Linked DNA regions of Homo sapiens: regions 1, 2, 3 and 5 are each linked to region 4. A link is a loop called in an ENCODE intact Hi-C map of the cell type or tissue named here. Cell type or tissue: ascending aorta. All regions are shown on one strand.

The links. A loop is a pair of places that touch in the nucleus more often than their neighbours do. Peaks named below come from ENCODE experiments on the same cell type or tissue, not always from the same donor. Only the 100,000 strongest peaks of a DNase experiment are listed, where the experiment ranks them.
Region 1: it touches region 4 in a loop (4-fold over the local background); 76 of 110 quality-filtered maps call a loop at or near these places.
Region 2: it touches region 4 in a loop (4-fold over the local background); 4 of 110 quality-filtered maps call a loop at or near these places.
Region 3: a loop joins it to region 4, with 13 times the contacts of the local background. A loop is called at or near these places in 64 of 110 quality-filtered maps.
Region 5: a loop joins it to region 4, with 7 times the contacts of the local background. A loop is called at or near these places in 97 of 110 quality-filtered maps.

What each region holds. Positions count from the first base shown.
Region 1 is chr1:206,027,755-206,032,754 of GRCh38, reverse strand. No RefSeq gene overlaps it. Among named protein-coding and RNA genes, the nearest start is that of CTSE, 6.4 kb to the right of the region's middle. In ascending aorta, CTCF peaks have their summits at 1,740 and 1,942 (motif pointing left); DNase peaks (open chromatin) are centred at 1,914 and 3,022.
Region 2 is chr1:205,808,337-205,813,336 of GRCh38, reverse strand. It overlaps SLC41A1 (solute carrier family 41 member 1), which reads left to right and starts at 139. Exons shown (of 11, transcript NM_173854.6): 1 at 139-529; 2 at 2,250-3,267. The coding sequence starts at 2,896. RefSeq lists silencers at 1-8, 149-408, 2,843-3,074 and an enhancer at 1-345. In ascending aorta, a CTCF peak has its summit at 2,669; DNase peaks (open chromatin) are centred at 106, 766 and 2,639; H3K4me3 peaks cover 5,000 bases; H3K27ac peaks cover 2,935 bases.
Region 3 is chr1:205,789,464-205,794,463 of GRCh38, reverse strand. It overlaps SLC41A1 (solute carrier family 41 member 1), which reads left to right. Exons shown (of 11, transcript NM_173854.6): 11 at 2,746-5,000. The coding sequence ends at 2,931. Among named protein-coding and RNA genes, the nearest start is that of RAB29, 16 kb to the right of the region's middle. RefSeq lists an enhancer at 2,773-2,832. In ascending aorta, a CTCF peak has its summit at 2,710 (motif pointing left); a DNase peak (open chromatin) is centred at 2,700.
Region 4 is chr1:206,104,076-206,109,075 of GRCh38, reverse strand. It overlaps AVPR1B (arginine vasopressin receptor 1B), which reads left to right. Exons shown (of 2, transcript NM_000707.5): 2 at 1-2,140. Among named protein-coding and RNA genes, the nearest start is that of AVPR1B, 11 kb to the left of the region's middle. In ascending aorta, a CTCF peak has its summit at 2,307 (motif pointing right); a DNase peak (open chromatin) is centred at 2,335; H3K27ac peaks cover 329 bases.
Region 5 is chr1:205,981,735-205,986,734 of GRCh38, reverse strand. It overlaps RAB7B (RAB7B, member RAS oncogene family), which reads left to right. Exons shown (of 6, transcript NM_001164522.3): 5 at 1,070-1,195. Among named protein-coding and RNA genes, the nearest start is that of RAB7B, 19 kb to the left of the region's middle. In ascending aorta, a CTCF peak has its summit at 2,424 (motif pointing left); a DNase peak (open chromatin) is centred at 2,385; H3K27ac peaks cover 230 bases.

The DNA of each region.
Region 1 (5,000 bases), 76 kb after region 4:
TCTGCTAGCCTGTCCAGATGGTTCTATCTCCAAAACAAACTTCAGCCCACCACTTCTTTCCTTGTCCACCATCCCCACTCTATTCTAAGCCACCACTGTCTCTTGCCTGAGCCATTGCAGTGCACACATCTGCGGTTAGGAAGACTCTGAGATTCCTATACTTGTGTCTTGCCCTTTTGAGGAAGAGCCCTCTTGAGGCCTCAGACTTTTTGTTCCTGAAATAGGATCAATGAAACTAAGCATCTAGATTTTTCTGTGAATGAATGAGTGGTGTTTCCCAAGACTTCAGTAATGGGGTTTCATTTGGAGGCTCTCCTAAAAAAGAAGCTTGTTAAACCTGAAAGGAAGATCAGACGAGTGTCTCTGTGTCTTGGAACAGACGTAAATTTAATTGCATCTTTAATATGTGTTTTTCTTCTGTGGGTTTCCAGGGCACTTAATGGGCTGGGAACAAGACAAGAGTTTTTAGGAATGGAGACAAATTCACCTTAAACAAGAACCTGAGATTAAAGGTCTGCCTTTATTCTACCTAGCCACAGCCTAAATCCTTCCCTGATGGCTCTTGAGGAAGTTCCAGGATGGAAACTGATTCAGAAAGTCTGGCAGTCCTGGTACAGGAAATAAAACATTAAAGAAAGGAGCACTGCAGAGGGAGGCCCCTGTGACTATAAATCTAAAAAAGAAAACTCATGGAGACTAACGGAGGGAAGGAATCAGATTTATGGCATATTTGCTATGGTATACTCTCTCTTCTTATAATAAAATGTTAATTATTTATTAAGCTTTTACTGTGTGTCATGCATTTTCACATATGCTTTTATTTAATTTTCTAATAACTAACAACTCCATTTGGCAGATAAGGAAACTATGTATCAAAGAGTATATTTATTTTGTAGCCTTTCAGTAGTTGAGCCCCTAATCACAGAGTAAGAAGTGAGGACAGGTGGAAGCTTCAGCAACTGTCCTGAACAATTAAAATACACATCAGTGTGAATGACCTTCAGAATGTATTTCAGTCTGTTAATATACACAATAATATGTAAACTATACATGGCAGCTGAGAGTTGTGTTTAGGATCACAGATTCTTTTGAGACAGAGTCTTGCTCTGTCGCCCAGGCCGGAGTACAGTGGCACAATCTCAGCTCAATGCAACCTCCGCCTCCCAGGTTCAAGCGACTCTCATGCCTCGGCTTCCTGAGTAGCTGGGGCTACAGGTGCAAGCCACCATGCCTGGTTAATTTTTGTATTTTTAATAGATGGAGTTTTGCCATATTGGCCAGGCTGGTTTTGAACTCCTGAACTCAAGCAATCCACCCGCCTCAGCCTCCCAAAGTGCTGGGATTGCAGGCGTGAGCCACGGTGCCCAGCCAACATTACAGATTTTGTAGAGAGACTTCCTGAGCTTCAGCATGCTTAGTTCCATGATTACCTGCTGTGTGGCCTTGGACAAATTCCTTTCCCTGTCTGGGCCTATTTCCTATTACATTTAAAGCACTTAGAGCAGTGCATGGCATAAAGTGGAATTTAGCCAGGCTACCCGTAATGAGGGCTTACTTGATGTCAAGCACTGGGCTGTGTAATATATAGAAAGCACTCATCCTGAAGATGGTCTCATGGAATCTTCAGACCATTCTGCAAGGAAATCATTCTTTCTTTTCTGTAGTGAAGGAATCTGAAGCTGTGGCACATCCCCAATGTCATGCAATCATCTGTTAAGTTGCAGAGTTGGGAATTCAGACCTTGCTTTGTCTGCTTCCAAAGCCTGGGCTCAGTAACAAGCAAAGCAGATGGTGGTGTTAGTGTGCAGTCCTGCTTTTGCGCAAGCCCGAGGCATAAGCTGCTCTTCCTGCTTACAGGTACAGACACACATACTCTCCCGCCACAAAGACACACAGGCAGTATTCAAGTGAGAAACTTTCCCAGTGCCTGCGCCCTCTGCTGACTGTGCTGTAGCAATGGCTGGTCTGAAAGGCACTTTCCTGGAGTAGAATTGCTGGTGGTTTTGGAAATGACTCCAACAAATTGAATCCTTGACATTGGGAGATACTGAAGACATTGAATCTTTCTTATTTCCAGTTGCATGAAAACAAGAGGCTTTGACAAACCAAAGTATATTAAGACACATGGAAAAAGTAAGCTTTTAGTGCCAGGTGCTCTCTTTTGGCAATAAAAAAATGGTTTGAGCACCTTAAATTTTATTTTTTCAGAATGTGTCGAAGGTGGGGAGTTGGAGAAAGGTACATGTGGGAGTTTTTGCTCCTGTCGGCAATACAATAGTCTCCCTTGCTGAGAGACTCCTTGATGGCAAAATAGAAAATGTTTGAAAAATATGCAGTGAGAAGATATCTCATCATGCAGCTCCTCACCGACACACCCCACCATGCACACACCCATTTGTTCTTACAATAAAAGAAGGCCTCCAATTTTTACCATGCAAGAAATTATTCTCTGTCCCTCTCTTCTTTTCCTCTCTCCCATTCCTCGGTGCCTTTCTCTTCCAGAAAGAAATTTTAGAATGTCAGACCTCAAAGATGACCCAATACAATGCCACAGTTAAGAACACTGACTTCAAAGGCAAACCTGGGTTTGAATCCTGGTTTCAGCACCTTATGCAAGTTACTTAAACCCTCTGTGCCTCAATTACCTCATCTGTAAAATGGGCTTAAAAACAATACCTAGCTGATAGGATTGGTGAGAGATTTGAATGAACTAATGCTTGTAAGTCCCTTAGCTCAGAGCCTAGCACAGAGCTAATGCTTCCAAAGTATTCCTTGATATTGTCACCCAATCAAGCCTCTTCATTTTATAGGCAACAAAACTAGATTCAGAGAGAAGGGATTTATCTGCGATCATATGGCCAGTTAGTGGCAGAGCCAGGACTGGAGCCAGGCATCTCATCTCATCTCATCTCACCTGGTACAGACATCTTTCTACTGTACCACACACAGCATCGTGGATTTTCCCTCATTTCCTAACTTTAAGCAAAAGAGGTTGGGCCATTTCCCAGTTGGCCAGGTTTGTGCTGAACCAGCAATGTGTTGCAAGAGTCAGGCATCCTGGAGTGCATCCTGCGGTGCCGGCTCCCCTGTGAGCAGGAGCCAGCTCATGTCTGACAGTAACAGACTCTGTTCTAGGAGCTATCGAGCCCTGATAAAACTTATCCACAGAGCACTGAGCAACTGTCCTCTTATATTGTTATTATTTTATTTTGAGACATCTGTTGCCCTCTCAGGCTGGAGGGTAGTGGAGCAATCTGGGCTCACTGCAACCTCTGCCTCCCAGGTTCAAGAGATTCTCCCGCTTCAGCCTCCTGAGTAGCTGGGATTACAGGCACGTGCCACCATGCCTGGCTAATATTTGTATTTTTAGTAGAGACAAGGTTTCACTATGTTGGCCAGGCTGGTCTTGAACTCCTGACCTCAAGTGATCAGCCCACCTCAGCCTCCCAAATGTCCTCTTATTATTAATTTACTTTCTGGAAGCTGAAGCTCCAGAAAGAAGTTCACTAGATAGTGACACCACCACCAGCTTTCAAATGTTCTGGGAACAAAGTCTCTACATCCAGCCAGCCTCCAATCCACGTTCTTGAGCGTCTCTTTCTCTCCCCCCACCCCTCTCTCTCTCTCTCCAAAGACCCTCTCCTAATGCAGAGAGACCGGATCATTGACTATACTATGTGTCACTTTCCCCCACATCATACTATTTCACCTCAAATGCTCTTCTCTCTCCCTCTGCTCAAAGGACACACACAGACAACCACACATATGCCTAAGGTCTTTTGTTCTTTGGAAAGTGTTCAAATTGTCCACAGCAATATTTGGTTCTTGCTGGAAAAGGCCAGTAATCTACAGCCAGGGTAGGTTCAGTTCCTGGTGTCTCTGGAGAGGACAGATCCCATTAGCTCTGACAAACATCCCCAGTGTTCCTGCTCTTAACCTTTGTCAAATTTTCCAAAATCCAGCTAGACCCAGGGGCTCCTTGCAGGCAGTCGAGGCTGTGTCTGCTCCACTCAGTAGTCAGGTGGCCCACAGCTGCAAGGACCAGTCAGCTTTTTCTCAAGCCTGGGCCAGGCAAACTCTCTACATTTAGTAAACAGGGGCAAGAGGGATGCAGGGAGAGGTCTAAAAGATGGAAAAGGAGGGAGGGGTTATGGTTAGCCCCCTTTCAACAGTTCAGTGATAATGATGCTATAATTCTGTAGCAGAAAGTTTGCCCGCTTAGAAGTCAGGAGGGCTGAGTCCTAATCCTAGATCAGCCACTAAATGAACCATGTGCTCTTGGGCTGATCACTTTGCCTCTCTGCCTCAGTTTTCTCATTCTGCTATACAAGTGGGTTTGTCTTGAGAGTCTGTAAGAACCCTTCCAGCACTTCTGAAACACTGAAGTTTTTAGTGACAATCTTTAGTTCACATGACATGTTACAGTTTTTCAAGAACTTCCACATGCAAGCATCATTTGGAGCTACTGTGGGTTTGGTTCCAGACTACTGCAATAAAGTGAAAATTGCAATAAAGTCAATCACACAAGTTTTTTGGTTTCAAAATGCATGCAAAAGTTGTGTTTACCCTGTACTGTAGTCTATTAAGTGTGCAATAGCATTATGTCTAAAAACATCTTAATTAAAACATGCTTTATTGCTAAAAATGTTAACAATCATCTGAGCCTTCAGGGAGTCATAACCTTTTTGCTGGCGGAGGTCTTGCCTGGACATTAATGGCTGCTGACTGATCAAGGTGGTAGTTGCTCCAGGTTTGGGGTGGCCATGACAATTTCTTTCTTTCTTTCTTTCTTTTTTTTGAGATGGAGTTTCACTCTTGTTGCCCAGGCTGGAGTGCAGTGGCAGGATCTCGGCTCTCTGCAACCTCCGCCTCCCAGGTTCAATTAATACTCCTGCCTCAGCCTCCTGAGTAGCTGGCATTACAGGCATGCACCACCACACCCAGGTGTTTTGTATTTTTAGTAGAGATGGGGTTTCTCCATGTTGGTCAGGCTGGTCTCA
Region 2 (5,000 bases), 300 kb after region 4:
GGCGCCCCGCCTCCTGGGCACGAAGCGAAGGAAGGGGGCCGGGCCGAGGTTGATCCCGCCCCCTCCCCAGTCCCTGATTGGCTGCTGCTGTTGTCCATCCGAGAATCTATTTTTGATGGAGCGGGGGGGGTGCCACCCAGTCTGCCCCAGATCACGTTTGCCACCGGCAGCCAACCAGTTGGGCCCGAGTCCGCGGGCAAGAAGCGATTGGGGGCGCGTGAGCTCGGCTCCCCGGTCCCCCGTCCGGGTGCCCCCCCGCCGGGCCCGAAGCGATATATCCTGCCCTCCCCGGCCACCTCCCCCGCGTGGAAGCGGAGCGGCGGCCTCGCTGTAACGCAGAAGCGAAATGTAGCGAGCCGGGTGTCGCGGCTGGACGCTCGCCTTGGCTGGGGGTGTGGGGGGGCACGCCGGGGGCCAAGGAGGACTGTCGAGGAGGAGTGATGAGAAGAGGGGGTGCCCTGCACCCCCCGAGACCACGGGCCACGCTGCCACTTGCCAGGCGCCCCCCTTCCTCCCAGGCGAGGGGCAGGTCAGTCCTGTGGGGTCCTGGGGCGGGGAGGGGGTGGTGGAGGGCGGCAGTCCTGGCGCGCAGCGCATTTGCTGAATCTGAGTGGTGGAGAGACTGAGGAGGCCACCCAGTTACTTTCTCTCCCTCCTCGGGGTTGGGGATACTAAAATGGGTCTTTTTTGTCCCCGCCTGGGAGGAGGGGATAGGGCGTCCTGGTTCACTTTTGCTTCTTTCGTCCCAGGGCCTTAGGCCTGTCTGAAGTCTCTTTACAGGGGGAGTGGTGAGGGAGGACTGGCTTCCCCTCCTGGGAGCCCCCTCTCAGGTTCAGTGGCCTGCCAGGAACACAGGAGGGAGGCGGGGGTGTCAGCTTTTAGCGGACTCAGAAACTTTTCTGGCATAGGGGCACTGGACTCAGAGGTTTCCTCCTGGATCTCTGGTGAGGGAGTTTGAAAGAACCACAGTACTGTGTTTAAGGAGATTGGAAAAGGGAGTCCTGGTGGGTGACTGAATTGATAGAGGAAACAGTTCTCCTGGGCCAGTTCCTGGGGTTTGATACCTCCTTTCCTAAACTGAACTTGACTAATTGTGTGTGTTTGGAATACTTAAGGACCTGTTCCTCTTACCTGGTGGAACTCTCTTTAAATTTATTTTTTACGAATAAGAGCTCTTCTGGTGAAATGGAATAGGATGGGAGTCCATCAGGAATTAGGAAGCCTGGGGATTCCTTTAGGCAGAGAAGTGGAGCCATTACAGCTAAAGAGATGCATTTGGAGCAAGTGCATATTGGCTTACGGTGCTTTGGTTTTTGTTTTGGGTTTTTTTTATTGCTACTTTTGTTTTTTTGTTTTTGTTTCTAAGAATTCCACTATATCCAACTCTCAGTAACCCTGGGGAACAGGAGGAGCCTAATTAACTGAAATGCGTGGGTAATAAGCAATCGTTTTATGCTCTGTCCCTTCTAACTGAGATAACTCCCTTGTCCTATCTGACAAGCTCACAGGGCCAAGAGCAGGGGGAGACGGGGAGAGACAGAGGCCTGGATCCGAGTCAGCTGTCTGAGCTCTTTGTAACACTGTTGACTCTCAAGGGCAGGAGTGGGTAGGCCTCTGGCTCTTGGCCTTGGTCTGGCAGGCTTGCCCCACTGCCCAGGGAGTCCTCCTAGCTTTGTTTTGTTTTCTCAGAAGCTAGAACGATCTGGGGTCTGGGGGACTTCACTCAGCAATCAGTTTCTCCCTATTTCTTTGCCCTGTGTGGCTGTCTTTCTGTTGCTGTCTTGTGATGATAAGCAGTCACTTTATACAGGGGTGGCTGTGTGGCAGGGAGTTTGTGACTGAATTTGTAACTGAACCCCACTTAAATAATGCAGGGTTCTTAATGGGCATTCAAGAAGGGGTCTTGCTGAGGACACACCTACCCACCCCCAGTTGCTGAGGAAACAGTGCAGAGGGCTTCTGCACAGCATCTTCCCAATCCCAGGCTGGTCACATCTCATTGCTGGTGACCACGGTGGTGATCCCTCAGGAGGGTTGCTGGTGGGGAGGATGGCGGGGATAGCTCCTGCTGAGCCTCCAGATGGAGCAGTGCAGGACTGAGTAATTTTTGCGGAAAAAGGGAGGCAAATAGCAAACTCTATAGCTATATGATGAACTCCTAACTTCCTTGGGGGGAAATTCTCCCAGTACAAGCTGTCCTTTGCTATAGTGTAATGTTCTTTTTCTTTTCTTTCTCCTTCCCACATAAGGTGTTCCACACTGATTCTCGTGACTTTAAGGACCAGGGATTTGAAGAGGTATTAGCTCTTCCCAGGAAGGGAGGAAGTTTCTGGAAGAGAAGGGAAAGACGGCAGACGCTGCGCTGGGACCAGCAGAGCCTGAGGAGCTGTGGGAAGCTGACAGAGCCCAGCCAAAGGAGCGGGAAGGAGCCGCAGCCCCAGGCTGGCACTGTGTTCTGAAAGATTTGAACTCAAGCTGCTTTTTACGGAAGAGGGGCCACTTCAGAGGGCACCCCAGAATTTGGTTGAGCTCTTCTACTCTGGATGCCCCCTGCTCTGAGGAGCCTGCCACTGAGAACCAAAGAAGATAAGAGGACAGATACTTTTTCTTCAAGCACAGAGCTGGTGGGTTGGAGTCAGGCATCTGCACCCCTAGTGGCTGTCTGGTGAGGAATTTCTTGTTTCTTCCCAGCTTGCGGCTTCAGTGCTTGATGGGGCTGCCTGTTGGTGGATCAGTTTTTGCAGTGCCTGGTAGGAGTGGAGAGCCGTGGGAAGAGGTCCTGCGGCGCCCAAGCCTGGGTTCACCCCAAGACTAAGTTCTTTCCCAAGTTAGAGAAGAAGAGAGAAAGCAAAAAGAAGAGAGGAAAGTTCTCCCTTCCCCTCCTCCGTGCCTGTCATGTCCTCTAAGCCAGAGCCGAAGGACGTCCACCAACTGAACGGGACTGGCCCTTCTGCCTCTCCCTGCTCTTCAGATGGCCCAGGGAGAGAGCCCTTGGCTGGGACCTCAGAGTTCCTGGGGCCTGATGGGGCTGGGGTAGAGGTGGTGATTGAGTCTCGGGCCAACGCCAAGGGGGTTCGGGAGGAGGACGCCCTGCTGGAGAACGGGAGCCAGAGCAACGAAAGTGACGACGTCAGCACAGACCGTGGCCCTGCGCCACCTTCCCCGCTCAAGGAGACCTCCTTTTCCATCGGGCTGCAAGTACTGTTTCCATTCCTCCTGGCAGGCTTTGGGACCGTGGCTGCTGGCATGGTGTTGGACATCGTGCAGGTAGGACCTGAGTAGGGCAGCTCTTGACTGTGAGCCCAGGGCCACCTTTGCCTGCTGGGAAACTTGGAACTTCCTCTCTACCTCCCTGTCAGAAGTGGCTGCTGCTTCCTAGAATACTGTTTTCCTTTGGATCATGTCCTCGGTTTCTTCTTGGTCTAGTTCCTTTCTACAGAAGCCTCAAGGAAACCGAGTAGCCCTGGGGAGGTGATCAGGGCAGTATTGCTAAATAGAAACAGAATTGGCTCCCGAGCTCAGGCTTGGGAGAGGAGAGATGGAACAGGGTCGTTGCTTGCCATCTCTCCCAAGCAGTCCTGCCGAGCCCAGCTCAGTAGGAGACATTTACAAGGGTCTCCTCTTTATGCCTTTTGTCCCCTGCATTTGGGGTTTCAAGGATACCCATAGTAGAAAGCTCAGTTTCAAGCCTCTCCTCCATCCCCCTACTGGGCAGGAATTTGTTCAGCTGCCAAGAGGGTCTCAAATTAAGTAGGAAGGCTCTTGAAGGCATTTTGTGTTGCTTATCTTCCTGTAACCTTGGCATAATCCCCTTGGGGGGTGGGGGTGGGCACTTGCTGTCTGATGCATGATTTGGAGATTTGGTGTAACAAGACCCAAATGTGCTAATTATCTGCTGTAAATGGGGACAAAATGTAACTAGGCCTGGGCAGAACTGTCTCTCCTCTTTGCTCCTCACCTGTCATTCTGAACCTGCCCTGGGCAAAGAGGGTTCTTTTTGAGGACATTGGGTAGAATGAAGGATGAGAGTCGGTGGGACATGGAATCTAAGAGCCAGAGATGTGCCATGTTAATTTATTGTGAGTCAGGACTTATGAAGAACCTCCAGGTCCAAGAGTTAAAGTTTTGTTTTTAGATAAAAGTTTTTTAGGCACAGTGTGGCACACCAAACTTTTTGAAGGTGCTGGGTTTACCTAAGTAATTCAGCAATGTGTATCAAATTCCTGCTGAATGCTGGCCTCTGTCCTAGGTACTCAGAGAAATATTAATACCAAGGCAGGAGGAGATCTGGCCTTTGCTTTTTGGGACCCCCAGTGTTCCCTGACTGTGATATCTCCCAGAAGGACACGAAGCTTAGCATCACCTTCCCTGTGCCAAGCCAACCCTACAGACCATAGTGATATAGAGTTCTGCTGGTAGGTCTCACCATGCCTGTGTCCTGGGAGACTGAAGGGGGTTGGTTCTTGATAGTGTGTGCACATGGAGAACTTTGACTTGAGCCCTTCAGGGGAACCCTGCACCTTTGGTTGCTCATGAGAGTGCTGTTTAAGTCATGCCAAAGTGCCTTGCACTGCCTCCCCTTTCCCCAAAACTGTTATCTTGAAGGTTGTTCCTACATGGAGGTTGGGAAGCCAGCCTGGAGCTTTGGGTTCCTCCTGCTAGGGGCTGCTCCTCCCCCTAGGGCCGGGACTGGGACAGTAGGAGGAGGAGAAAGAGACTAGGGTAACATTTTTCTTCACCTCTTCTATTCCTTTCCTGTGGCCTCAGTTCTCATTCTTGAAGTTGTTGCATTCTGGTTTGATACCTACAAAGGGTTGCAGAGCCAGGGTCCAGAGGTGAACTGAAGAGAGTTGTCTTATTTTCTGGATAATAGTAATGGTAGTGGGGAAGCATTTGGGGGGCTCTTCGGTAGGCCCATGAGGTAGGATCCATAATCATCTCCATTTTGTAGGTAGGGAACTTGTAGCTTAGAGGGATTAGGTAACTTGTCCCTGGTCATC
Region 3 (5,000 bases), 310 kb after region 4:
AAAACTGTCAAAACCACTGCACTAGATAATCTGTCGGATCCTGTGTAGCCTTGCCATTCCATAATACCATGACACTTTCTCCCTTCTTGTATTATTACATTGTAAAAGCTTTTTATTTTGAAATCATTACAGATTTGTAAGAAGTTCTCAAAAAAAAGGTTCAGAAATCCCATATACCATTACCCAATTTCCCTCCATGGGAAAATAACATTTTGCATAACTTTAGGACAGTATCAAAATCAGGAAATTAGCATTGATGCAATCTGCAGTGCTTATTCAGATTGAACCAGTTTTACATGCACTCGTGTGTGTGTGTGCGTGTGTGTTCGTTCTATGCAGTTTTTATCACAAGTGGAGATTTGTGTGACCACCACTATAACCAAAATACAGAAAACTGTTTCATCACCACAAGGCTCCCTTATGCTATCCCTTTACAGCTAGATCCACCCTTATTATTACATTTTAAATTTTTATAGGTTTGATTTTTGAATAGTCACATAGTTCAAAAATGTTTTAAGGTTCATAGAGAAACCTCAGTGAAAAGTCTTCTTTTCTGTCCTCTTCTTCACAGCCATCTGTTTCTCTCCTTCACAGACCATCAGTATTATCCCTTTCTTGTGTGTCCTTCAAACCTATTCTATATTTATAAAAGTAAACATATATTTTTCTTATTTCCTTCCTCTTTTTTACACACATGTAGTATACTGTACACACTGTCTGCACCCTGCATTTTTCATTTAAGTTTATCTTTGAGATCATTCCATATCAATACATAAAGAGAACAACACCCTGATTTTCTTACAGCTCCATCATATTCTGTGATACACAGACCATAATTTTATTTCGCCAGTCCTGTATTGATTAACACCTATCCCTCCAGCCCCCTCACCCCCAGCTTTAGAAAGGTTGTGTTCGGACATCTTGGCAGGGGCGGGGCTGAGAATCAGCCATATGCTGTTGCCCTGCAGCAGTTAGCCAAGCTGCCACATTCCATTGCTAGTGGGTTCCAGTGCAGCACGTGGTGGGAAGATGGGGGTGGATATGCCAGGGGTCTGTGGTGGAGGTTTTCAGCTCATCCCTTGGCCTGAATTGGAAAGGATGAGCCTCAGTGCCATCACCCATGATGAATACCCTGGAGACATTCTTGCCTCTGCTGTCCTCTCTAGATCTGTGGAGGGCCAGAGCGTGACACTTGATCCCCTGTAAAGGCTCTTATTGATCCCTTTGCCACCTCCTCCCAGCTGTGTGTCCTGGGGCCTGCTCAAGAAGCTGGAATGTGAGGACAGCTGCTACCATTCCCTTCCTAGGGCATGTCCCAAAGGCCTCCTGGCCATGCTCTTTATTTGGGACCCTTCTGCAGCTGCTGGAAAGGGTGTGAAGTTATGGAAGGTAGGGGAGCCAAGGCCGTGGTAGCACAAGACAGCTGTGTGCAGAGCAAGGGAGAATGTGAAGAGTCATCTCTGGCTTCCTTGGAGAGAGGGCAGGATTCTCTCAGGCAGAGCCTAAAATTTAAAAAAAAAAAAAGAGAGAGGACAGGAGAGCAACCAAGATTGCCTAAAAATAGGTATCAGTTCTGGCTTCTGGATCCCTTAAGGGCTGTGGTTCCCGCATCTGGATCCCTTAGGGCAGAATTTTCATACCACAGTATTTACAAAGTATAGTCAAGGGTAAAACCTCCCAGATGACTGACTGTATTAGAGCTTGACCGTCAGAATCTGTTTCATTCTCACGCAGATGCAGTCATTTAGGGAGCCCAAATGTCAGGCACTGTGCAGATTCTAGGAGATTCAGGCCTGCCCCACCGTGGTATTCTAGATCAAGGGCATCGCCAACTTAAAAGCGCATGTAAATCTTGTTAAATGCGGACTCTGACTCAAGAGGTCCAGAGATTTTGCATTTCTAACAAGCACCCAGCTGTTGTTGATGCTGCTGGTCCTGGGCCCACTAGCGAGATTCTGATCTGAGTCATTCTTAATTATCTGTATTAATAGAAGGTAAGCAAGAACACAGATAAAATCAAAGCCACAGATCATGTCAAATGTATTTTGAATTGGTATGCATTGTCTGCTTTATATTAATATTGAGGTGACTTATTCACAATTCAACTTTATTAGGACTAATGTTAAAATAAACTTGCATTCTTTGAGCCCAAACAATGGAAAAGAATGGAATGAAAAGCCACAACAACAGAATGAAAAGGGTCAGGAGGAAGCCAGCTTGGGATGATCATCTGTTACTTAAGACAACCGCCAGCAGCAGCTTCAAACACTATCCTTATACCACTCTGCCGAGAGAAGACATCCCTTTAGGAAAAGCTGACTCCAGCAGCCAGCCCCCTGCCATGCTCCTGGAAAGGCCAACATGGCAGGAATTGGAGTGACCCCAGAATGAGGTGACCCAGAGTTAGAGGCAAGAGGGCTGAGTTTCTGCAACAAGTAGGATTTAGGTCAGGAAGCTCCTTGTTTGGTAAACTTGGGAGCAGAATATAATGCTGATGTGGGTGACCCTGGGTCGTAGCAGCATCTTCCTTTCTAAAGAGCTCTTATTGTGCCTGTTGTCTGCTCAAAGTGGTAATTGTGGGGTGGAGAAACACAGAGAGGTTGCTGGGGTGGAAAGAGGAAGATTAAAAAGTAAGGATTATGGCCAGCCAAGCCCTGTGATGCACTGAATGGGTCTGATCATGTGGCCTCTGGCTCCCCCTGGAGAGAGAGGATGGCTATAGGCTGGGCCCTTTTGTCTCCCCAGGTGCTGATTCTCCTGTACATCGCAGACTGGATGGTGCACTGGATGTGGGGCCGGGGCCTGGACCCGGACAACTTCTCCATCCCATACTTGACTGCTCTGGGGGACCTGCTTGGCACTGGGCTCCTAGCACTCAGCTTCCATGTTCTCTGGCTCATAGGGGACCGAGACACGGATGTCGGGGACTAGCTTGGTCACTCAACATTTTCCCCATCCCTCTGCACTTTCTATTTGAAATTTTTCTTTTGTTCCCCTGTCCCTCCTCCACCCCACACTCCCACCTCTTTCTAGGACTTCACTTTGATACCAAATTCTCATTATTTTCAATGGGAATTTTTATACATTGAGCCAAGTTTGTATAGCAAGAATTTGGGAAACACAGATGGCCTGAGATAAGCAGTACAAGTAGGTTTTTGAGACAATCACCAAGTGCAGTTTCATGGTGGGTGCCTCCAGGTGATGTGGACTGGAGCAGGGGAGTTTTGTCTGGAATCTGGGGACATGGGGTTTGGCTTTAGCAACCTGTCTTGGCCCTAATGAGAAACCCTTTGTAAGTGGGCTCTGGATTTTTGGTTTTGTTTTCTTTTTATCTGTTTTGTTTTATTTTTGGTTTTGGTTGAACAGAGGGACAGAAGAATAAGTAACACTCCCAAACACAGACATACTTTTGTAGAAGTGGACCAACTTCAAAGCTCTGGACAGGAGACACCTGCTCCAGGCCCCTGTGATCCCAGTTCTGTTCTCTTGCCCTCTGGACCTAAGCGTTCCCACTCGCAGAAAGAGTAAGGTGGACTGACTTTTCAATTTGTGCACATGCCTCTTGTTCAATGGCCTGGTCAACATCAACAACCCCTCCCTCTGATCATTTCCAGTTGATTGTCATATCCAGGAAAAAATGGAACAGTGCACTCTTCTCCCTGTTGACCCATGTCCACCTATTGGTTCCCCAAAATCCACATTCTCCCTGGGCCCAAATGACTTTGTCTCCCTGGGCCCAGATTCTTTGTCTCTCTTCAACCTTCATCTCAAATTGTCTCTAAGCACTACCTTCCCCAGAGCTTGCCAGGTTGGGTTTTGAGATTAGGGTCAGGTCATGGGTATGTGGAGAATGGTTTGGAGGTTGAGGACAACCACAGGTGTCTCATTGCTGCCATTTCTCCTGAGGACATAATCACTTGGTCACCTTGGACCCTGTCACTTCCTAAAATTACTCGTTCTGTCATGCCATAGAGGTCAGTTTTCCTCTTTCTTGGCTTCTACCCACAAACATTCACCAATCATTTATTCGTTCATTTAGCAAATATGCAGCCTCCGCAAGATGAGCTCTCCTGCAGACAAGCATGGTCTGAAACATTCTTTGAGCAATATTTATTGAGTGCCTACTATGTGTTAGGTACTGTGCCAGGCACTGATAAGCCAGTGGTAAGGGAAACACAGCTCTAACCTCACCTCATTCTCCAGGTTACAAAGGCCATGTGCCCCTTTGAATCTGGCAGAGAAAGTTTCCTCGTTGTAAGTATTTGCATCTACTTCAAGCCAGATTCTTCTGCCTCTTTCTCCTTTCCAGACCCCTACTCTGTGCAGTGCTGACCACAGCTAGAGCCACCGCCCCATTGCTCAACCAGTATTTATTTCCCTAAACGACCCTTCCTCACATTCCCTTCCCTCCACCTCTCCTTACCAAGCACCCAAAAGAGGATTTAGAACTAGCAGGGTGGACATCATCTGGTTGTTTCTACTTTTCTCTGCCTAGCACAAAATTGGGAGAAAACTGGAGCCTCCATCCGCAGTCACACGTGTACAGATCTGGGGATTTGGATGTAGGCTTTTTCTAACTTCTCTCTCAGAAGCTTCTACAGAAACCCTTCCATCTGTAGCCTCAAGGGCCCACCTCCAAGGGAAGGCTTAGGCAATGATCCTGTTTCTACCAACACTGCACCTTATCCCAGGAACCTGCCCTAGACCTCCAGAGACCATATTTTCTCTCCCTCCATTTCTACCCAGACCTCCAGGCCTCCTTCTGGAATCATAGAACCGTAGAATTGGAAGGAATTTTAGAGGTTTTCTAGTTGGAGTTGTGTCCAACAGAATTCATTAACACCAGCCTGGGCTTGTTTTTCCTCCTCCCTCTGGACTTTTTTCATCTTTTCCTCCACCTCAAAAAATACTTACACACAGATTCTTCTTGTACAGGCATCAAAACCAACTCCTCTGCCCCTAAGGCTGTGTCCCTGTGGTCTCCAGCCACCCCTACCCCA
Region 4 (5,000 bases):
CTTCCATGACTCTGCAATACTGGAAATGGTGTTACAGAGAAACACAAAGGATATTATAACCAACAGGGTCTAGAAGAGTTGTTGCATTTTTATGACAATGGCATTGATATACTCTTTGACTCAATTCTGGTGACGGTGGGTCCCACCATGGCCATACTGTCCACTTTTGTCCTCATCTGGGATGCTGAATCCTCCTCCAAGGCTGGGAGAGGCTGCAGGCCAAGGTAGACCGAGGTAGAGGAAGAGCATGGCACATGCTCATTATCTCCAGGGGACTTTTATCATGGCATAGCTTCCCCAACCCAATTCTGATTCCAATTGAAGAGAGAGCCTTGCTGGTGGAAAAGACATCAGCTGAAACATCAGCAAAGCTGCATCCTGGTTCTGCCACCACCAATGACACACATCAATAAAATGCTGGCCAGTCCTTGCTAGCTTGGTTCTGAGAATCAAATAGGACTGTGGATATAAAAGTCATTTGTAAAGTCATGAGCTCTATACTAACGTAAGGAATTACTAATCTAATTAAGAGCTCCTGAGGGAAGCTCTAGGGAACACTTTCAGTCTCTACCCCTGACTCCCAGGGAAGCTTTGAGGAATGACTGTGGCTTTGCGGATATACTTCTTTAAGAGGCCACTCAGCTCTAAGAAGCCTCCTGAGGCTTTCTAAAAAGAAAAGAGCCTTGCTGAATGTTGTGAGTGAGCAAAGCGTCCCAGTCCTTCAGTGCTAGAGAACTGGAGAGTGAGACCCTAATGGGACCAAGGCTCAGGCAGATGGGAGGACCCACAGTCTCCCTCTCACTGAGTTCTGTTGCCCATGTCAGCCCCTGACATCTAATACTTCTTCCCTGTCTATCTGCCCTGGTGAAGTGGGCTTAGAAGCCTCCCATGCCAGCCAGAGCTGTTGAATCTGCTCCTTCCCCTGCTTACAAAAGCGGCCTCCCCACCCCCTTGCCCCATCTTTAGACCACAGTTTCTGACCCTAATGCCTAGAGTTGGTAAATCTTTGTTCTTCATGATGACTGGGAGGTAGAAGGAACACCAGCTGTGTGCCCCAAAGACCTGGGTTTGCATCTTGATCTCACCCCTTTTCTACCTGTATCAACTTAAGCAAGTTATCCAATCTCCCCCAGCAATGCTTTCTTCATTTATTAAATAGAAATAGCAATGCCCACTTTGTTGGGAGGGATTTGTAAGATTGTAGACTAGAGATAGAGCACTCAACAGATGTTAGAGAGGGGAACAATGGCCTGGCTCCAGATTGCATCTGGTAGATGACCTCCAGGGTCCTGACCCAAAAGAGTCTACAGTTCAGAGAGGAAAAGAGGAGACAGACCTGGGATCAAGGCTGACTAAAGCACTTTCTTGTCTACCCTTTGCCTTCTATAGATCCCCTCTTACTACTATGATATTTTCTGTTTTGCATTGCACAAGAATAATTTACTTGGGGTGGTGGCTTTGGAGCCCTCATTGTTCCTCCCATGGAAAGGCTACACTTGATCTTTTCCAGAAAGCTGGTTCTGTCCTGTGATATGGACAGTGGGGAGCGACTGCACACTGGCTGAGGGCCTCGGGAACCCATTCCAGGAAGCTCCTGAAGGAAATGGTGGATCTCATCGGATCTATGAGTGAAAGTTCTGCAGGACCTGTAGGAGGCTCGCCTGGACAGTCTGGGCCAGTGGAAGGGCCTTGGATAGGGTTCAAGGAGGAGGGGCCCTGTGGAAGCAAGAAGGAGGCTCTGTGCTCTCTGGGGTGAATCCCATTTCTGACGGCTAACCCCAGGAGAAACTGAACAATGCCGTCTCTGGCTGGGCACTTGTGTAAATTGTTTATGCCATCCTGTGACTGTGAATGACAGTACTTTAGTCCCTTAAAACCTATGTACAAGCAGGACATGAGGGGCAGACGGGACAGAGAGGAGGACAGGAGGGGTTCATCGGTTGACTACGGGGATTTCTCAGAATCGTTATGTTGTTTGGCACAGGCCAGTACTTTCCCAGATAATGTGTCTGTGTTTTGTATGTAAATAGATCACTTATCTACTACAGGGCTATAGATTCAGCCCAGGCTGTAGCAGTTCATTCCTGGGTCAGAAACCCAGGTTGAAATTCACCAATAAAAAGATTTAATATCCAGGAAATTCCTGCGCATCTTTAGTTTTCTAGGGACAATGATAATTGGATGTGCAAGATAAAATTAAAGTGTGTTTGTCTTGAGTGAAGGGGTGAGGTTGCTGGGGAAAGGGGCCACCCTGCATCCAGTTTAAGTGGGAAAAGCAGTGTCTTCGAGTTTGCCATAGGACCACAAGGTGGCAGTGTGGAGCCAAAAGTGGGCCTGGCCTCCGCTGGGCTTGACTTGGCAGCTCCTGCCTAAGAATCAGGGTAAGGCCCTTTCTCTAGCCAAATATTGCTGAGATCCAGTGCACATTCTTTAACTCTCCTGGAGGATATGAAGCAGTAATGACTAACAGGGAAGGCTAGGAAAGTCACCCAGCCTCTTAGCTTGTGAGTCCTCAAGTTCCAAAGAGTCTTGGTCCCTCACTTGACCCGGTTCTCCTGAGATACATGGACACACACTGGGTTCTCTCTAAACCCACGGAGATTTGGCAAGGCAAAGAACAAGAGGTTTCTACTGCAAGGTGAGGAAATGAGTATAGGAATTCCTGCCCAAAAGGCAGCAAGACACATGAGTCAGTGTTTGAGGGCCCTAGTAGGACCTCAAAAAGCCACATGAGCTATAGTTACTTTACGGGTTCTGGTTTAGAATCTGGGGGCATGGGTTAGGAGGCTTCTCTGAGAGTGCCTCGGAGCCCAGCAATCTGTCCCAATTCCAGAAGCAAAGAAACCCACTGATGTTGAGCGTAAAATACCTCCTCACCCTAGCACGTCTTGGTGGCTAATAGGATGCTCGTGGAATTTTGCTGCAGTTCCCATGGTGAGCATTTGGATGCTTGCTCCTTTAGAATAAGAATTCATTGAAAACAGGTCACATTTATTATGGTCTACTGTGGTCTATATTCCTAGGTCATTGTTGGCATGTAATCCACCATCTACTGGTTGCCAATAGCAAATCAGTTTTTCTGTGTCTTATTATCAGATAATTTTGGAAAAATCTTTGTCCAGTCCATGTCCATGGAGAAACCCAGTGTGAAACAGTATGATTGTTTCTGGGAGGTACCAATGACATATAACGTGGGAGAATGTGACTTCACTGAACTGGAAGCTATGCTCCTCAAAGGGTGGTTACTCATACAGGTGACTATTTGTACCGATTTAGACAGCTCACCCTTGAAGCTCATGGAAATATGACAAACAAAAGGCCATTTTGTTTCTACGTGGCTTGCAATGACTTTGAGGATTAGTTCAATTTGTTAGCTGGCCCCAATTATTAGCTTATTGGCTCAAACTCCTCAGGAGGTGACATCAGCCTTCCTCTGTACTTATGAGGGCATCTGAGCAGTCATGTGCACTATTGAAGTTCTAACCTCTGTAAGTCACTTGGTAGGGTCACACGTTTAAATCTACTGTTAAATCTAACTGTTAAATCTAACAGCACTCTCCAAGAATGCCTTCACTTAATAAGCAATCAGGGTGGGTTCTAATGTTAACCTCCATGATATATTCACTACTGAATGTCATATTTCTGAAGCAGAGTTTATTACAGAGCTTAATCAGATGGTCTACAATCATTCTAGCCTCTGGTCTCTGGTCTCCCTGACGTCAACTCCCTGCGCCAGAGTATCACAGCAGCCTCTGAGCCCAGACACAGACAGTTCTCCAGACAGTGCCACTCTGGGCCGCCCCTCAGGCATTTATTGAGAGCCTGCAGCAGGTCAGGTCTGTTCCTTTTCCTCCTGCCTTTTCTCCCATCAGTTGATTTTCCACCCTTTTTTTCTTTTTTGGCGGGGGGGACGGAGTCTCGCTCTGTCCCCAGGCTGGAGTGCAGCGGCACGATCTCGGCTCATTACGAGCTCCGCCTCCCGGGTCCACACCATTCTCCTGCCTCAGCCTCCCGAGTAGCTGGGACTACAGGCGCCGGGCACCACGCCCGGCTAATTTTTTGTATTTTTAGTAGAGACGGGGTTTCACCATGTTAGCCTGGATGGTCTTGATCTCCTGACCTTGTGATCCGCCCACCTTGGCCTCCCAAAGTGCTGGGATTACAGGCGTGAGCCACCGCGCCCGGCCTCCGCCCTTTTTTTCTAAACTGAGGTCAGAAATCACCTCTTTCTGGGATGTTTTTTCTGATTAAGGCTGGCTGATTCTAACATCCTATTCCCCGGATCTGTGTAAATACTGATAGGCTCTGGTTTCATTGCTCTGTGTTCATTGTTTTTTACATGTTGTTTTGTACATGCTCTCTGGCTCTTTCCTGTCCCCACAATTAGGTCATAGATGCCTTGACCCCACCCAATCTTCTTTTTGTTGATCTCTCCTCTCAACACCCAAGGCCTGTCCCAGAATTCTGCGGAAAGCAGGCAGTCTGTTTACTCTCATCCCCTCTCCTGGTGGGAGCTGTCTCAGCATTGTCCCTGCGGTGTCTCTTGGGTGCAATGTAACTTGTCTGAATCTCTTCAGTACACTCTTGAATTTTTTTTTCTTTTCTTTTTTTTTGAGACGGAGTCTTGCTCTGTCACCTAGGCTGGAGTGCAATGGCACGTCTTGGCTCACTGCAACCTCTGCCTCCCGGTTTAAGCCATTCTCCTGCCTCAGTCTCCTGAGTAGCTGGGATTACAGGCGTGCACCACCACAACAGGCTAATTTTTATATTTTTAGTAGAGGCGGGGTTTCACCATGTTGACCAGGCTGGTCTCGAACTCCCGACCTGAAATGATCCAACCGCCTTGGCCTCCCAAAGTACTGGAATTATAGGCGTGAGCCACCGCGCCTGGCATTTTTTCCCCCTTTTTTTAAGAGATCAGGCCGGGTGCAGTGGTTCATGCCTGTAATCCCAGTGCTTCGGGATGCTGAGGTAGGAGGATCTGTTGAGGTCAGGAGTTC
Region 5 (5,000 bases), 120 kb after region 4:
TTCCCCTTCCCCAAATAATTAGACATCAAACTCAGGGGTACCAATTGTCTTTGGAAGTAACCCAGAGGGCTTCCAGAGCATTTCCAAGCCAACATCACAAATTGAACGCCGTTTGCACTTGGGTGGAGATGTAGTCATTCAGCCTGTGCCTGGTGGCTCATGTGTGCCAGACCAGGAGCTGAGCTCCTGACCCTGAGCTCCCGAAGGGAGACAGAAAAGGAGAGGCATGGTTCTTATGCAGTGCCCTGTAGAGGGCAGCTCAGATGCCAGGGGGAGCACTGAGCTGGGGCTACATCCAAGCTCTGCCTTCTCTCAGCTATGTGATCTGGGGCAAGTTGCTGAACCTCTCTGAACCTCAGTGTTTTTGTCTATAAAGTGGAACTGATAATGCCTATCTCACAGGGTCATGGAGAGGATGAGATGAGTTCATATATGATAAAGTGACTAACACAGCAACTGGCCCATAGTAGGAGCTTATTAATTGTTCCTAGGACCCTGCCCTGGGGAAGCAAGGTCAGCTGAGACCCGAGTCTCTGCCCAGCAACAGGCCTCCTGAGTGTGAGCCTGCTTAGCTGGGCTGGGGAAGAAAGTCCTCCCTTCCTGCCATTCCTGGCTGGTGTCTCTCATGTGCAGCTCTCTTTGAAGGGACTGACAAAAGAGGCAATGTTGGCAGAAGCTCTTAGTTTAGGCCTTAGGAAGGCAACAAAGTGCAGTGGGCTGTAATTCCGCCAGGCCTGTGTTCAAATCCTGCTCAGCCTCACATACTCTGGGCAAGTTTTTTTTCTCCAGGCCTCCGTTTTTTCATCTGTGAAATGGAGCTAACAGTTCCCACCTCCTACATTTATATGTAAAGTTAGAGACACTTGGGAGGTTCTCAATAAATGGGAGTGGTGGTGGGCCTGGTGGGGATGGTGGGCCTGGTGGGCCTGGTGGGGATGGTGGGCCTGGTGGGGATGATGGGGATGGTGGGGATGGTGGGCCTGATGGGGATGGTGGGGATGTGATGGTGGCAATGGTGGTGATGGCGATGATAATACAGACACCACGCCTATTTCTTTCCCTCATTCAGGTACCCCAGGAAGTAGCTCAAGGCTGGTGTAGAGAGAAAGATATTCCTTACTTTGAAGTCAGTGCCAAGAATGACATCAATGTGGTGCAAGCGTTTGAGATGCTGGCCAGTAGGGCTCTGTCGAGGGTGAGTGGCTGTGGCGGCAGGACCTGCTGAGACCGCCCCTGGATTGGGGAGGGTCTCGGGAGCTTCCAGAGAAGAACATCTTGGGTGTGGGCAGGGATGTGGGTGGGACAGGATTGCTCATCGTCTCAGTTAATTAGTTATGGAATGGGTTTAACAGCACTCCAGCTCTGGAACCACAGAATGCCAGAGGTAGAAAGCTACCTTAGAGCATGCAGTCAGTGGTCTGTCAATCCAGCTAACTAACCAAATCCCTCGTGGAGTATCTAAAAACTCCAGTCCTGTACCTGAGCCCTGGAGATCCTAACGAGGAAGGGTTTGAGAAGTGATGGTCTAGTCCAATCTTCATTGGTGGGAGGTGCCAGGCATTCACCCAAGTGAAATATCAAACCTGTACGAGTTGCTGACATCTCCCAATCAAAAAGATGAATAGACGTAGACCCCTAGGTACGAAGGTTCGGCAAGAATGTGTTGAGTGTGTGGCAGGCACTGTACAGGCCTCAGGACCCTCTGTCTCAAGAGGCAGGCAGATAGGCCCCTAAGTGATTGCAATACAGTGTGGTCTGGTGGGGCAGGACTTAGGGGTAGGGTCTAGAGGAGGGGCTCACAGACAGCCCATGCTGCAGGGAAGGAGAGGGGGCTGGGAGGAGGCAGGGAGGAGGGAGAGGGAAGAAGGGAGTGGGAGAAGGGAGCAGTTTAGGTTGATGGCCAGGTTTCCAGCTTTGCAAATGAAGGGACAATGGATTAGTGATTCCATGAGCCAAGCAAGACAGGGAAAAAAGGAGAAAGCAGGGGCTTCATGACAGAAAGGGGCAATGACATTCATGTAAGCACATTGCGTTCAAGGTTCCTTGAGACACCAGGTAGAAAAGTCTGAATTCTGCAAGGAGGTGGGGAAGACCATGGAAGGCTGCCTGGAAGCAGTGGCGTGGTTTTAACGTCAGTCTGATGTGGAGTTTGGAAGCCCTGGGATTGGCATGGGGAGGGGCTCAGCTTGTGTCATCATTCTGCCACATCTCATCAACATGGGCCTTTTAGGAGAGGGGAAAGGATCATCGCAGCAATGGTTCTGAATTGAGGAAATGGGCAAATGAGGGTGGGGGACTGGAAGCTTCCCTTATGTGGAAGCATCCGCCGCCCTCATGGGATGCCCTCTGCAGCTGCTCTGGAAAGAAGTGCTCCAGGCCCCAGCGAGGGGTTGTCCCAGAGAGAAAGAGGCAGCAGCTACCTCTAGCGGCTGCTCAGGGAGAAGAGCCCAGCTAGGCATCCTCAGGCCTCACAGCCCTGATCTTAGGGTTCCCCCGACCCTCACTGGCTCTTGTTCTGCTTCTCCTCCAGCCCTCACTGTCTCGGGAAAGGAAAAGCAGAGAGGTGTCCCTCTCTTAGTGCTTGGTCAAGAAGTGTGGCTTTATTACATGGGCGGTGTAGTTGGCTCCTGAAGCACAGGCGTGCCTGCTCTTGCTGTCCTCCTGGAGTGCTGAGGAATGCTGTTTGACCTTGGTGGTGATATTGATCAATAATCCTCCACAAGCACAGTGCAGCGACTGCCAAATGCTTAGTCACCAGGAAGTGTCCATCAGCCCACAGCCCGTGTCTGTGCATGCTTAGCACCTGTCCTATCTGGGGAAGGAGTATCCTTTATTCTTCAAATGGTGTCCTTCCTACTATATTGTGGTTAAATCAGGTCCTTCTGACTGTGTCGCTGTTATGACATGGTGCTGTTAGTAGACAGTGGCTTGTCTGCTTGCATTTTTTTTATAACACCCTTTCTTGGCAAAAGAATAAATGGGTAGCAATCCATGTCGGTCCCCCATGTTTATGGGGCATGTGCACTGATCAGAAGTCTGGAGGTCACAGGTGTGGTACCTGTGATCAGACTGGCCTGGATTTGAATCCTCCCCTGGTTCTCTCAAGTGGACCCCTTGGCAAGACATATGACTATTCTGAGCTTCCATTTCCTCTCTATAAAATGAAAATAATTTGAGTCCATAAATATCCATTGAGTTGTCAGGCTAGAGCTGGAGACACAGCCCTCAGAGCACTTGAGGTCAGTAGAGTGAGACATCCATAAGTGACTGTCCCGGAGTGACATGAGTGCTGTGGGGGGTGTGATTAAGATGACAAGGTGACTCCCAGACAGCTGGTAGTGAGGATGAGTGAGGATGCCTGCTGGGAGAAGTGACATGTCAGAAAGTTTGGAAGGTAATTCACAGTTTGCAGGTGGAGATGGTAGGCCATGGTGGGTGTAAGCCGGAGGGGAAGAAGGGCAGAGAGAAGGCCAAGGCCAGAGACCCAGGCATGAGTTCCTGGGGCTTATAGGAGACACCTACTGTAGGTCATGTTGGCAAGAAGACACCTGGCGTGGAGGAATGTCAGAGCACGGGGACATAGTTAGTGATGAAGCCAGCAAGGCCACCAAGGCCTCGTGAACCCCGACTAGGAGTGCAGATGCCATACCACAGGCCCACGCCTTCCAGATGGTGCTGCTAGGCTGCCCGAGGTGCTCAGGAGCTCACCCAGGACCTTGAAACCCAACAGGGCACAACTTTCTGCAGTGTCTTTGTTACTTAGAAATTTGCAGGAGAAACGTTCACATAAAAACAAACACACTTAACTAGGGCATAGAATGTAAAATTCACATCAATTCTTAAGATGAAACAGAAGTTTACAAATACAGATTTTGAGGTCAAAGAAAAGTTTTCAGAGGCATTTCCTATAAGGAACTTGCCTTCCTTCCCAGGGAGATTGTGGGCTCATTTGCTCCAGCCCAGGGTGTTTTGAGAGGAGAATGTGGGAGGCGCTTCTATAATAAGGAGTGAGCCCCCAGCTGGGGTGGAAAGAGCTGGGCCTCTGAAGTCGGAACGATCTGGCTTTATACTCAGCTCTACCTCTCATTGTGTGTCCCTGAGCAAGTCATGAAGCCTCTCTAAGCCACCACTTCCCTAACTTTAAAGTACAGATAATAATATCTTCCCTATGAGGTTACTGTGAGGGTTAAATAAAATGCTATTGTAGTGCAGAGAGGGCATTACATGCTGTTTTAAAATGGAGCTGCATCATAGGGTTTTCAGCAAGGGAGCTTCGTGCTGCCGAGAGGATGAGCGCCATGGGTGATGATGAAGAGGCTACTGCAATAGTCCAGGTGTGAGAGGATAGAGCTGGCAAGGTGAGGGTGAATTAAAGAGACTTTGGAGGTAGAAACATCAGGAGCTGATGATGATCAAATGCAGGGAGAAAGGAACAGGAGCAGTTTAGGCTGATGACCAGGTTTCTAGCTTGGCAAATGAAGGGACAATGGATTAGTGATTCCATGAGCCAAGCAATACGGGGAACAAAGGAGAAAGCAGGAGCTTCATGAGAGAAAGGGATAATGACGTCCATGTGAGCACATTGCATTCAAGGATCCTCGAGACACCAGGTGGAAACGTCTGAGTTCTGCAAGTGAGCCTTGTAGTAAAGAGAGCAATATGTGAGGCACCTGCTGAGAGCAGAGTAGGTGTTCAGTTAACATACTGAAAGAGACCGGAGTAGGTGTTAACATTGTGAAAGAAACCAGAGTAGGTGTTCAGCTAACATTCTGAAAGAAACCAGAGTAGGTGTTCGGTTAACATTGTGAAGGAAATCACAGTAGGTTTTCAATTAACATTGTGAAAGAAATCAGAGTAGGTGTTCAGTTAATATTCTGAAAGAGACCACAGTAGGAGTTCAGTTAACATTGTGAAAGAAACCAGAGTAGGTGTTCAGTTAACATTCTGAAGGAGACCACAGTAGGTGTTCAGCTAACATTCTGAAAGAAACCAGAGTAGGT